Regions from separate parts of the Mus musculus genome. Here region 2 is linked to region 1. A link is a contact called in ENCODE Hi-C or POLR2A ChIA-PET data. All regions are on one chromosome and are shown on one strand. Each heading gives the region's core, a stretch centred on a gene start or an enhancer-like site at or near the end of the contact. The rest is flanking DNA. Distances are from core to core; before and after follow the strand shown.

Evidence for each region. A loop is a pair of places that touch in the nucleus more often than their neighbours do. ChIA-PET counts read pairs that join two places held with the same protein, here RNA polymerase II (POLR2A).
Region 2: POLR2A ChIA-PET joins it to region 1 with 13 read pairs in Patski. The contact joins the enhancer-like site here to the promoter of Ergic1 in region 1. A Hi-C loop is called at or near these places in 1 of 37 maps with a recorded cell type or tissue (T-helper 2 cell). POLR2A ChIA-PET finds 5 or more read pairs at or near these places in 1 of 5 experiments (Patski).

The regions. Positions count from the first base shown.
Region 1 is chr17:26,558,632-26,563,976 of GRCm38, forward strand. It overlaps Ergic1 (endoplasmic reticulum-golgi intermediate compartment (ERGIC) 1), which reads left to right and starts at 2,881. Exons shown (of 10, transcript NM_026170.3): 1 at 2,881-3,001. The coding sequence starts at 2,982. It overlaps 1700049J03Rik (a long non-coding RNA gene), which reads right to left. Exons shown (of 4, transcript XR_001782188.2): 1 at 3,459-5,345.
Region 2 is chr17:26,613,401-26,618,295 of GRCm38, forward strand. It overlaps Ergic1 (endoplasmic reticulum-golgi intermediate compartment (ERGIC) 1), which reads left to right. Exons shown (of 10, transcript NM_026170.3): 3 at 956-1,028. Among named protein-coding and RNA genes, the nearest start is that of Gm41553, 26 kb to the right of the region's middle. Within about 2 kb of position 3,456, at least 1 of the 3 ENCODE cell types and tissues checked has a DNase peak (open chromatin) inside an H3K27ac peak, as active enhancers do.

The DNA of each region.
Region 1 (5,345 bases), core at 1,631-4,130:
AGTCATCCATTGGACTAGAGGGTCCCCAATGGCCCTGGCATTCCCCTATACTGGGGCATAGAACTCTCTGGGTGGCTATGGAAACCTCCACTCAAATTGGGGGTGCAGTCACTAGCCAGTTAATCCAGTCCTGAGTTGTGTTAAGTTCTCCCAAGGAAAATTGTAGGACATTAGGTAATAGTGGACTGGCAAATTCTCTGTGCACTATTTGAGCAGTCAGGTGATTGGGCTGGACGTGAGTGTTACCACTGAGTTCCAGTGTAAGCGTTCAGCAATCCAAAACAACAGTAGTTCCAATAAGATGGATGCTTATTTCAGTCTTATATAAACACATAGAACGGCAGAGTGATAAGACCTGGGCTCTTTCTGTCTTGTTGCTTTGTTCCATGTGGTTTCCATTTGGTGGTTTGAGATAGTGGCATCCACATTCTAGGCAGCCAGCTGCATAAAGCGACACACAGGGCAAAGAGCATACATCAACTCTTCCTAAAGCCACCTTCTCCCTGCATTTCAATAACTTGATCACATAGACATGCCTAGCTGCAAGGGAAGCTGTGAAATGCAAGTTTCTATGTATCCAGCCAAAAACTGGGAGCTTTTTCTCTCTGTGTAAAAGATACCAACACCAGTCAGTCTTTTTGTTTTTGTTTTTTGTTTTTTCAAGACAGGGTTTCTCTGTATAGCCTTGGCTGTTCTGGAACTCACTTTGTAGACCAGGTTGGCCTCGAACTCAGAAATTCGCCTGCCTCTGCCTCTGGAGTGCTGGGATTAAAGGCATGCGCCACCACTGCCCAGCTCAGGCAGTCTTATCGTCATTTACTCTGCTGGGCATTGTTATCCTTGATCATGCTCAAGGGCACATCTGAGATTCTTTAGGAGAATCTGGGCTAAAGATGAGAATAGTCCCCAAGATGTCCAAGAGCTAGTCTCTGGATCATGTTCTAAAAAGGGAAGACATGAGATCAATTGCCCACACCATACAACTTCTGTTTTGGGTTTATCTGTACCCAGTGGTTCCAGAAGGTCCCAGGATGCTTTTTCTTTCTGCTGCTCCCAGGCTCCAGGACTGGCTAAAACTTTCTCATTTCCCATACATAAGAGCATGGGGTGCGGGTGTTTGTTGAATGAATGAATGAATGAATGACGAATGAATGAATGAATAATGAATGAATGGATGAATGAATGGAAGGGGGATTCCGGTTGTCAGAAAGAGAAGAACCTGGTGGAATCGCCCATCACTGCAGACCCTGAATCTTGCTGCCCGCTTATCCTTCAGGAAACCAAGGAGCTTTTTATGTCAGGACACTGCCTCCCTGCCCATCCTGCCTTTTGAACTTGGATCCCCACTTTTCTCCTTAAGTTGTTGTCTTAAATCGCAGCTTTGAAGAAGGCATCAGCAGCAGAACCCAGGGAAGTTCAGAAGTCAGATTTCCCCTACATGGGTGTCCTAGTTTGCTTTTTCTCTGCTGTGATAAACTCCCACCAAAGCAGCTCTGGGAGCAAAGGGTTTATCTGGCTCATACATCCACACGCCCTTCAGGGAGTGAAGTCTGGGTAAGTAGGTACTCAAGGTAAGAACCATGAAGCAGGGCCGGGCGTGGTGGCGCACGCCTTTAATCCCAGCAGAGGGAGGTGGATTTCTGAGTTCGAGGCCAGCCTGGTCTACAAAGTGAGTTCCAGGACAACCAGAGCTATACAGAGAAACCCTGTCTCAAAAAAACCAAACAAAAAAAAAAAAAAAAAAAAAAAAAAAAAAAAAAAAAAAAAAAAAAGAACCATGAAGCAGAAACTGAAGCAGAGACCTGTGGAGGATGGAAGGCTGCTAATGGGCTCCACTGCTCATATGCAGTAGCTTTCTGATCCCAGGATCCCATCCTAGGAATGTTGCTACCCATAGAGGGCTGGGCCTTCCTACATCATTACTTAGGAACTAAGAAAACTTTACACACATACAAGCCCTTAGGCTAATGTAGTGGAGCCATTTCTTCAATCTCTTCCAGGTATGTCAGATTGACAACTAAGACCAGCCAATCACAAAAAGTTTAGAGTTCAGCTGCCTCCTCCTCTAGCCCAGCAAGTTGAGGGAGGTTTTCCTCTGTACTTCTGTGTTTCTGAGAATGGAGGCTCCTAGGGGCAATCAGCGGTATGTTACCATTTCTAACCGTGCAAACTCAGAGCCTCTGGATAACCCTGCAAGTTCCTGACTTCAGGTTGGTAGATGCTCAACGAGTACTGGTTGGCATCAATCCCGAAGAAAGATGATAGAAGTGGCTAGCTAAGCCCAACTCTAACAGGTGGAGAAGCTGTCACTAGATGCCAGGCTGTTCACTAAAGCAGGGCCCCAACTACCTCCTTTGATACCTATGAAAAGTTGAAAAGTGGGATTAACAGTTATACAGATAGAGAAAGGGGTGGTGGTGGATCTCGGGAGCCAGATGGCTTTTCCTAAGAAGCAAGGGATGGGTGGGAGGTGGGTGGACTTTCTCAATCTAGGACTGCGTTGCCCATCCCCCAGTTTTAACCTTCACCCAGAACTAGCACCAAGCATGGACCCGCAATTTGTAGCATTTTTCTCTGATCTTCACAACGCAATGGCTTTGTTTTACAAGCACAAAACCCACTGCCTGAGGCAGAGCGATTTGTCCTGAGGCCCCACTTACGCTAGGAAAAAAGATCAGAGGCCAAAAAGAACCAAAGCGGGAGTCTTGGAGACCTGGGCTTGGGTAGCATCCCACTCTCGGGCCTTCCCATTCAGCGGGCCCTCGGGCCCCTTTAATGGGGCGGCGGAAGGGGCGGCCGGTGGATGTGGCGGCGCCCAATGGGCTGCGTGGAGCGTCACTTCCCGGCGGCGGGAGGCGAGTGGCGAGTGTCGGGCAGGCTGGCGGGGGCGGGGCGGCCGAGGAGGCGTTGGCAGCGGGCTCGGACCCACGCGGCGCTGCGGCCCGCCTGGCCTGCAACGCTCCCACCGGCTCGGCGGCACGATGCCCTTTGACTTCAGGAGGTGAGTGAGGCCCCGGGCCCGAGGCCCTCTGCAGCCGGCGACGACCACCCCCCACCCCCCGTTACGTGCAAATGCGACCCTGGTGCACTGTGCACGCCTCGGCAGGCCCTAGGGGACCGCGGCCTTCCTCGGGGTTCGAGCCCTACCCCCACCCCTCGTGCAGCCCTGGCAAGCCCTCGCACTCTGTTTTCCACGGCGCGGTGTCCCCAGCTTGCCCCTGACATCTTTCATTCCCCTCCCCCAACCTGGGAACCAAATCTCCTCCCAAATCCCAAATAAAAGGAGCTCAGGCATCCTCAGGCTTTCTCCCCAGTCTTCCCTAGTGGACCCTGTCCTGGCTGACAGGTGGGGCCGCGCGCCTGGCTTTGCCCGGTGGGATCTGAGGGCTGCAGCCCCATTCAATCTGGCAGCAGTTGGAGAAGCTTAGTTCTTCAGAGCCTGAGAATCCTCTACCTACCAGATGTGGAGGCCTGTTCCCGCAAGCCATGGGGACAGTGCGGGAAGAGGAGGATGCTGGGATCTCGAGGTTCTGCAGAAGGTTCTTTGCCTCCTGGAACACCATTGTATAGGGCCAGGCCTTCTGGAAGCCTGCATGGGAAGGGCCTCCCCACCAGACATTCCCTTGACATAAGACGCTCTGAGATGCTCTGGGCTGTTGGGATACTTTGGAGCAAAAGGATTAGAAGCCTGGCTGTACCTCTCTACCCAGCTGCTTAGTAGATTCTCAATGTTAGAAGCAAAGGCTTAGGGTGCAGCCCCTCACCGCTCAGCTGGCTAACCCCAGCAGGTGTCTGGGCATGCTCAAAATATTGGTTTCACCTCTTGCAAATTGGTACTAAAAATAAGGTCACCACCTGAAAGACAGGGATTGTAAGGCACCCCTGACCCAGTCTCCATCACATGGAACTCAGAAGTAGGGCATCTGTGACTGAGGAGATCTGTGAGCGCTCCCCACAGCCAGAGAACGGGTATTCCTCCATTGGTCACAGTTTCCCCTCATCCTCCCCCTCTTACTGATGTGTATAGAGGCAGAACAGAGTGACAACCAATCTAAAAACGGCCCAAGATTCGGATCATGTGGTGGCATATGGGCAACCTGGGGTCAGGGCCCAGAGAGGACATTGGTTTCAGACCTCTTAACCAGCCAAAGTGGTTTTTAGCTCACTCTGGGCACTGGTACTATCTGGCAAACCAGCTTCCTGCTTGCTTGAGGTAGCCCCGGGGTCCATACCTGGGCTTAGACAAAAGCATACAGACCATGGTAGCTTTGAACCGAGAGGGCTTTGAGCCAGTTTTAGGGACACCCATTACCACAGTGTGCCCATGCAGAAAGAAGGGCAGTGGGCACATCCAGGCCCCCCCCTCAAACCTCCCAGGGCTGACCGGAAAGGGTCCCAACCCTCCTGTCCCCACACGGTTCTGCAAGTCCTAGGGATTTTGAGTTTGTTAAAGAAGTAACTGTTCTGGTTACTTCATCTTGTCAGTTCTCTGCCCCGCCTGCATGCCCCGCCTGCATGCTGGAAGGGCTGGGCAGATCTGGGCTCCAGTTGGAAGTTTGGGGGCTGGGGGCAGGTGAGATGAAAAAAAAAAAAAAAGGAAAACAGCTGGGGCCAGCTTTAGCCTTGTCAGGGCCTGCTTATTACTGACTAGTTTAAGGCATTGATATTTAAGGAGCACACCGCTCAACTTTCGGCTGCTACTGCCTTGGGGCTTTCTGGATGTGTCTCAGGCCCTGAGTGCCCGGGTGCCACAGGGTTCCCACTAATGCCAGTTGAGAAAGTCCTTGCTTGCTGGGGCTCACTGGAGACCAGTAAGAATGGATTCCCCACCGTTCGATCTCCTCACGCAGGGTGAGCTGTGGGTCCAGCCCATGTCTTTCTTCTCTTTCAGACGTTGACATAGCAGAGCTCTAGGACTCACTGTGAAGGAAGGCTCCGCCGTTCTACAGACCTTTACCACATACAGGGCCACTCATCGGCTTGCTGAGGGTTGTACCCAGTGTTTAGCCACCTGCCACTTGGACTATCATTAGGGGATGGGTGGCATATGGCACAACCCTGTGGAATTGCCAGAGGAGTGTTGCATGTGTGGGGGGGAGGGGGAACGTGTCACATGACTGGGTTCTAGGAGTAGCCACTATATAAGCAAACTTGACATCCATCCCTTTGTCACTGAAGAGAGTGAATGAGTCTTCCTTTTAAACCCTGGTGAGGGTGACCCCTCTGGCAAAAGCACTTTGCATGGATATAGATAAAGCTGGAGTCGGAGTTTGGCCTATTGGCATTGAAGCCTTAGCTCTGGGGCACAAGGGGAATCTTGAAAAGCCACCACTTTGTCAAACCTT
Region 2 (4,895 bases), core at 2,206-4,705, 55 kb after region 1:
CTTCCCTGAAGACAGATAGGAAATTAGACAGGCGGCAGACAGACAGATGGACATGGATGGAGATGCTTTTCCACTGTTATCTACAGCCCTGTGTCACAGCAATGCTGCTGTTAGTTCAAAAGAGCAGAAATAGAAATGGAAGTCCATTCCAGTGTGTGGCACACCTCAGCTCGGCCTGGTGCTGTGCTGGCTGTCCCTATGGAGACCGCATGCTGACCAGGAGCAATGGCCCTCTGCCACTGGCCAGCAGCAGGACAGGACCGTGCCTGTCAGTAACCTGGGAAGAGAGGCCAAACTGCCGTATGGTTTCTGGTGAGGGAGCCCACTCTCACCCTGTTGTAAAGCTGACAACTCCCAAGATGGACGCTGGCTACAGACAGAGAGGGCCAGACCTGTGGCAAGCTGTGCCAAGTTCAGTCTTTGGTTCACTAATGTGAGAGAGAAGTCAGGTGGTCACATGGGATCTCCCAGATGTTCAGTGAGAGAAGTCAGGCGGTCACATGGGATCTCCCAGATGTTCAGTGAGAGAAGTCAGGCGGTCACATAGGATCTCCCAGATGTTCAGTGTGGATCTGGGATTCTAGCGTGCACGGCATTCAAGCAGGCAAAGCACCTTGCCCACCAGCATGCAGTCCTCTTCCAGGGCAACCTCTGCATCAAAGAGATCTTGAGGAGTTGAGCAGGGCCCATTGCCTGTGTGAGGAGGCCAGTCTGACCACGGGGCCGGGCCAGTGGCCACTTTCTGGGGAAATCACACTGAGGCCATAAAGTAAGAAGGGATCCCAGTGAGGCAGTGAATAAGAGGGCGCCTTGATGATCTCTGCAGAGGCACCCTCACCCTGTATGTATGCTGGTGCCTCTAAGCAGCTTTCCTCCAGGGTAGCAGGAGGGCAGTGGGGACTGGCCTCCCGTGTGGAGCATCCTGCACCCCTAACACTGTCTGTGTTTCCCACAGTCTCCATCTGCTGCTGCCTCTTCATCCTCTTCCTCTTCCTGTCGGAGCTCACTGGATTCATCACAACAGAAGTGTAAGTTATTTTCTCTGGGGCAGCTGTCTTGCTGGGGTCCAGATGAGAAGAGGGGGCGATTTGGGAAGGGATGGAAGCCTTGCAACCGGCTTGCTTCTATTTCCAAGCATGTGACATCATAAAAGGGCTTTGAGCTCAAAGCCAAACTGAGCCTCACTCTGTGAATACCATTCACATTCCTTCGGGCCTGGGATGCCCAGGTTCACAGGCAGAGTAGAATCACCCACTCATCACCACTGGCCCCGAGTTTGGCCAGTGGGTTTCCATGAGTCCTTTGATGTTGTAGCTGGAAGGTGCTCAGACAACCCAGGTAGCTTCCTCACAGAGGGCAAGGTGGTCCTCCTGGAAGCCCCTCTCGTTTCTCAGGCCCACGTTCAGGAGTCAGCATGGGTTTCCTGGCATCTAATACCACAGTCATCCATCCCTGATTCCAGAATTAGTTGTCATCCCCAGCCTGGTAACCCTCCTGCGTCGGGTCCTGACCTCATGCTTCAAAGCCTCTTTGTAGCTGTGTTTACAGTTTGTGGAACTGTCATGGGGCTGGGCCCTGGCACCCCCTTCTCTTCTGCCCAGCCTTGGAATTTTCTCTTTCTACTCTTGGAATGTCTTGGTTTCCTTTGCTTCCTTCTCAGCCATGAGACAATAGGAAGCTAAAAACCGGCGTCATGGCTGCAGCTGGATCTTATTACCTTTGTCACCAAACAGCCCCTTTTTTATGGGGAAACTGAAGTTATATGAAGTAGCAGTACTTGCCCACAGTGATCAAGTGAGGTGGCTCCTGAGTTCTGAGAAGCTGGGTTCACCTGGTCTTAGCTCACATCTGGATGTAGCTGCCCACCTGTCACTGATGTGGGAGCATCTGCCCTGCTGTCACTCTGACACTGGTTTGGTTTTTTTTTTTTTTTTTTTTTTTTTTTTTGGTTTTTGGTTTTTTGAGACAGGGTTTCTCTGTGTAGCCCTGGCTGTCCTGGAACTCACTTTGTAAACCAGGCTAGCCTCGAACTCAGAAATCCGAATGCCTCTGCCTCCCAAGTGCTGGGATTAAAGGCGTGCACCACCACACCCGGCTCTGACACTTTTAACCCAGGGAGTTTCATGGGCCTGTGGAGAGAACAATAAGACATTAGAAGACCCAGAATCAGGATACTACTTGGCTGTGTTACCCTGACAAGTTCCTGAACCTCTCTGAGTCAAAGAAGTGAGAGTAGATCAGACTTCAACTCCACTTCCAGCTCTGGTGCTTTCCATGATAACAGACCATGTAGGGATCATCAGAAGTCCCCCCACAGTCCCCAACAAGTGACTGTGACCATGGGGAGCATCCTCTCTGTGTCCTATGGCTTTGGGCTTTGGCTGTGTGCTCCTAAAGCTGCTCTCTCACTACAGTGCCTCTGTGTCTGCTGGCTGTGGACACAAGCAAAATATACTGCAGTTATTCTAACTAACTATAGTTACCTTTGGGAATTCGTTTCTGGGACCCTCACTTCAGAGGTCCCAATATTTCAGTACAATAGGAGATTTGCATAAATATACATATCATCTACATAAAGCTACATATAATCCTCTTATGTACATTTTATTTTTTTCTGTAAGAGATTTGTTTTTATTTCATGCATATGAATGCTTATCCGCATGTATTTCTGTGCACTATGTGCATACACGGTATGTGCATACACTATGTGCATACACGGTATGTGCATACACTATGTGCATACACGGTATGTGCATACACTATGTGCATACACGGTATGTGCATACACTATGTGCATACATGGTGCCTTCAGCGTCTAGAAAAGAGGGTATCGAATCCCTCAGCACTGGAGTTACAGAGGGTTGGGAGGCTCCAAGGGATACTGGGAAGTGAACCTGGGTTCTCTGCTCGAGCAGCCAGTGCTCTTAACCGCTGAACCATCTCTTCTCTCCAGCCTTTTGGTTTTGTAGTTTTGCTTTCTGTGACAGAGTCTTACCAGGTCTTACTACGTAGCCCAGGCTGTCCTCCTGAGGACTGGAATCACACACAGTTGGATGTCACCACTCACAGTCTTCCTCTATCTACTTCAAACTGTCTTCATCTTACTTGAACATCTAATATGTCATTGCAATACCACAGGGGAGTAGTGGGACAGTATTATGAGGTGGATCGAGATAGTGAGGCTGGGAGAGGGAGGACACAGGACGGGCCTGGTGCTTTCTCAAGATTAAACGGGATGGTCTGGGTAAAGAGTACTTAACCCAAAGCCTGTGGACATTGTCACCTGACAGACTGTGTCTCTTGGTGCCTCTGTGTTTCCCCCGTAACACTTGAGGAAGCCTTAGTCAGCTCAGCCCAGTGAAGGCATGCCTTCAGCACTGAGGCATGGCCACATCCCAAGTGACCTTTGTTGTCAGAGCTTGGGCCTGCAAAGGCTGTGTAGCAGACTGGGCCACTCAAGCAAGCCCAGACAGTAGACTTTGCCCACTGTTTACCTAGGGCAGGGCTGTCAGAGTACAGTGTGTTCCCCATCATACCCCTCCCTGTGCAGGGACTTCCTCTTCCTACCTCCTGGATGCTGTGGTCCCAGGAGGAAGGAAGAGGGCTGAAGAGTCTCAAGCCTGGCCCGCTGGCTACTTGTTGCTGTTGGTGGGAGCCTAATGTCCCTCCCTTCTTGTGCTTCCTTACCATGGTACTGACTTGTCAGGGGTCCAGGCAGGCCCAAGACTTAACACTACAGCCTGGAAATGTTTGCTTTGCCCCCATTGGGCCCCTTTCTCTATGGAGGCAGCCCTGCCTGGAAAGCATATAGGTTTTCTCTATGGAGGCAGCCCTGCCTGGGAAGCATATAGGTTTTCTCTATGGAGGCAGCCCTGCCTGGGAAGCATATAGGTTAGGGGGAAACTGAAGAGGGGTTCATTCTCTTTCGGGAGGCCACTGGTCCTGTCTGATGACTTTGCTCCCACAGAGGGCCAGGGGATCCCCTCTTGCCATGAAGATGTTCATAACTCAAGGAAACGAGGTCATGGCGCAGCCCTGGCCTGTGGCTGCCAGTGACGTGAGGTGCTCCTTCTGGCCCCATAGAGTTAGAGGGAGGTGGGTTTGTTTGTGTGCTTGACTTCCAACCCAAGCTTTGGCCAGGCTGGTGACAATGGGGAAAGAAGGTGTCCCATGGGATTCAGTTTTAACATAATATCTCTTTTGGTGCTTTCTAGGTATTGTAATGCTAGTCTCATATGCCCAGGTTAGCATCTTCCAATGATTGCCTCAACATTTTATAAAACCCCTTGAAGTTTGTGGAGGAAACTGGGGCACCAAGAAGCTAAAAACCTGTAAGGTTCATAAAAGGGGCAAGGGAGAGCAGAGTCTAAGCCCAGGACCTGTGCACACCTACAGCGTGGGCACCCTACCCCGTCATCCCTCCCGTGTCTCTGCGGGGCATGTTTTAAAGCCTCAAGTCATGAAAGCCACAGCTTTTGGGTAAAAGTTATTGATGGTTAGGGACAGAAGCTTCAGCAGGCAGAGCTTGTTCTTATACAAGCTTGATGGCCTGAGTTGGGTCCCTGGGACCTACTCCACTCCACAAACTTGTCCCCTGACCTCCATGTGCGTACTCACACACGTCACACATACGCTCATTAGTGATAGTACATTAAAATTAAACTTCAAACCTATGGACTGGGAGACTCAAGATTCCCCTGTAGAATTAGGTGGCAAACTAGAAGAGGCCACTTCAGGAAGCAGGAGCTTGGAGGTTACCTTGAGTTGGTTCCTAAAACATCCCTGTACTGAGCCAAAATTGGGGAAACTAGGAGTTTATCCAAGAGAAGAGTGGGGGGCGCCATCCCGCCCAGCACCCCTGAACTGAGTCTCAGTTGTAGCTGGTTGGGATTAGA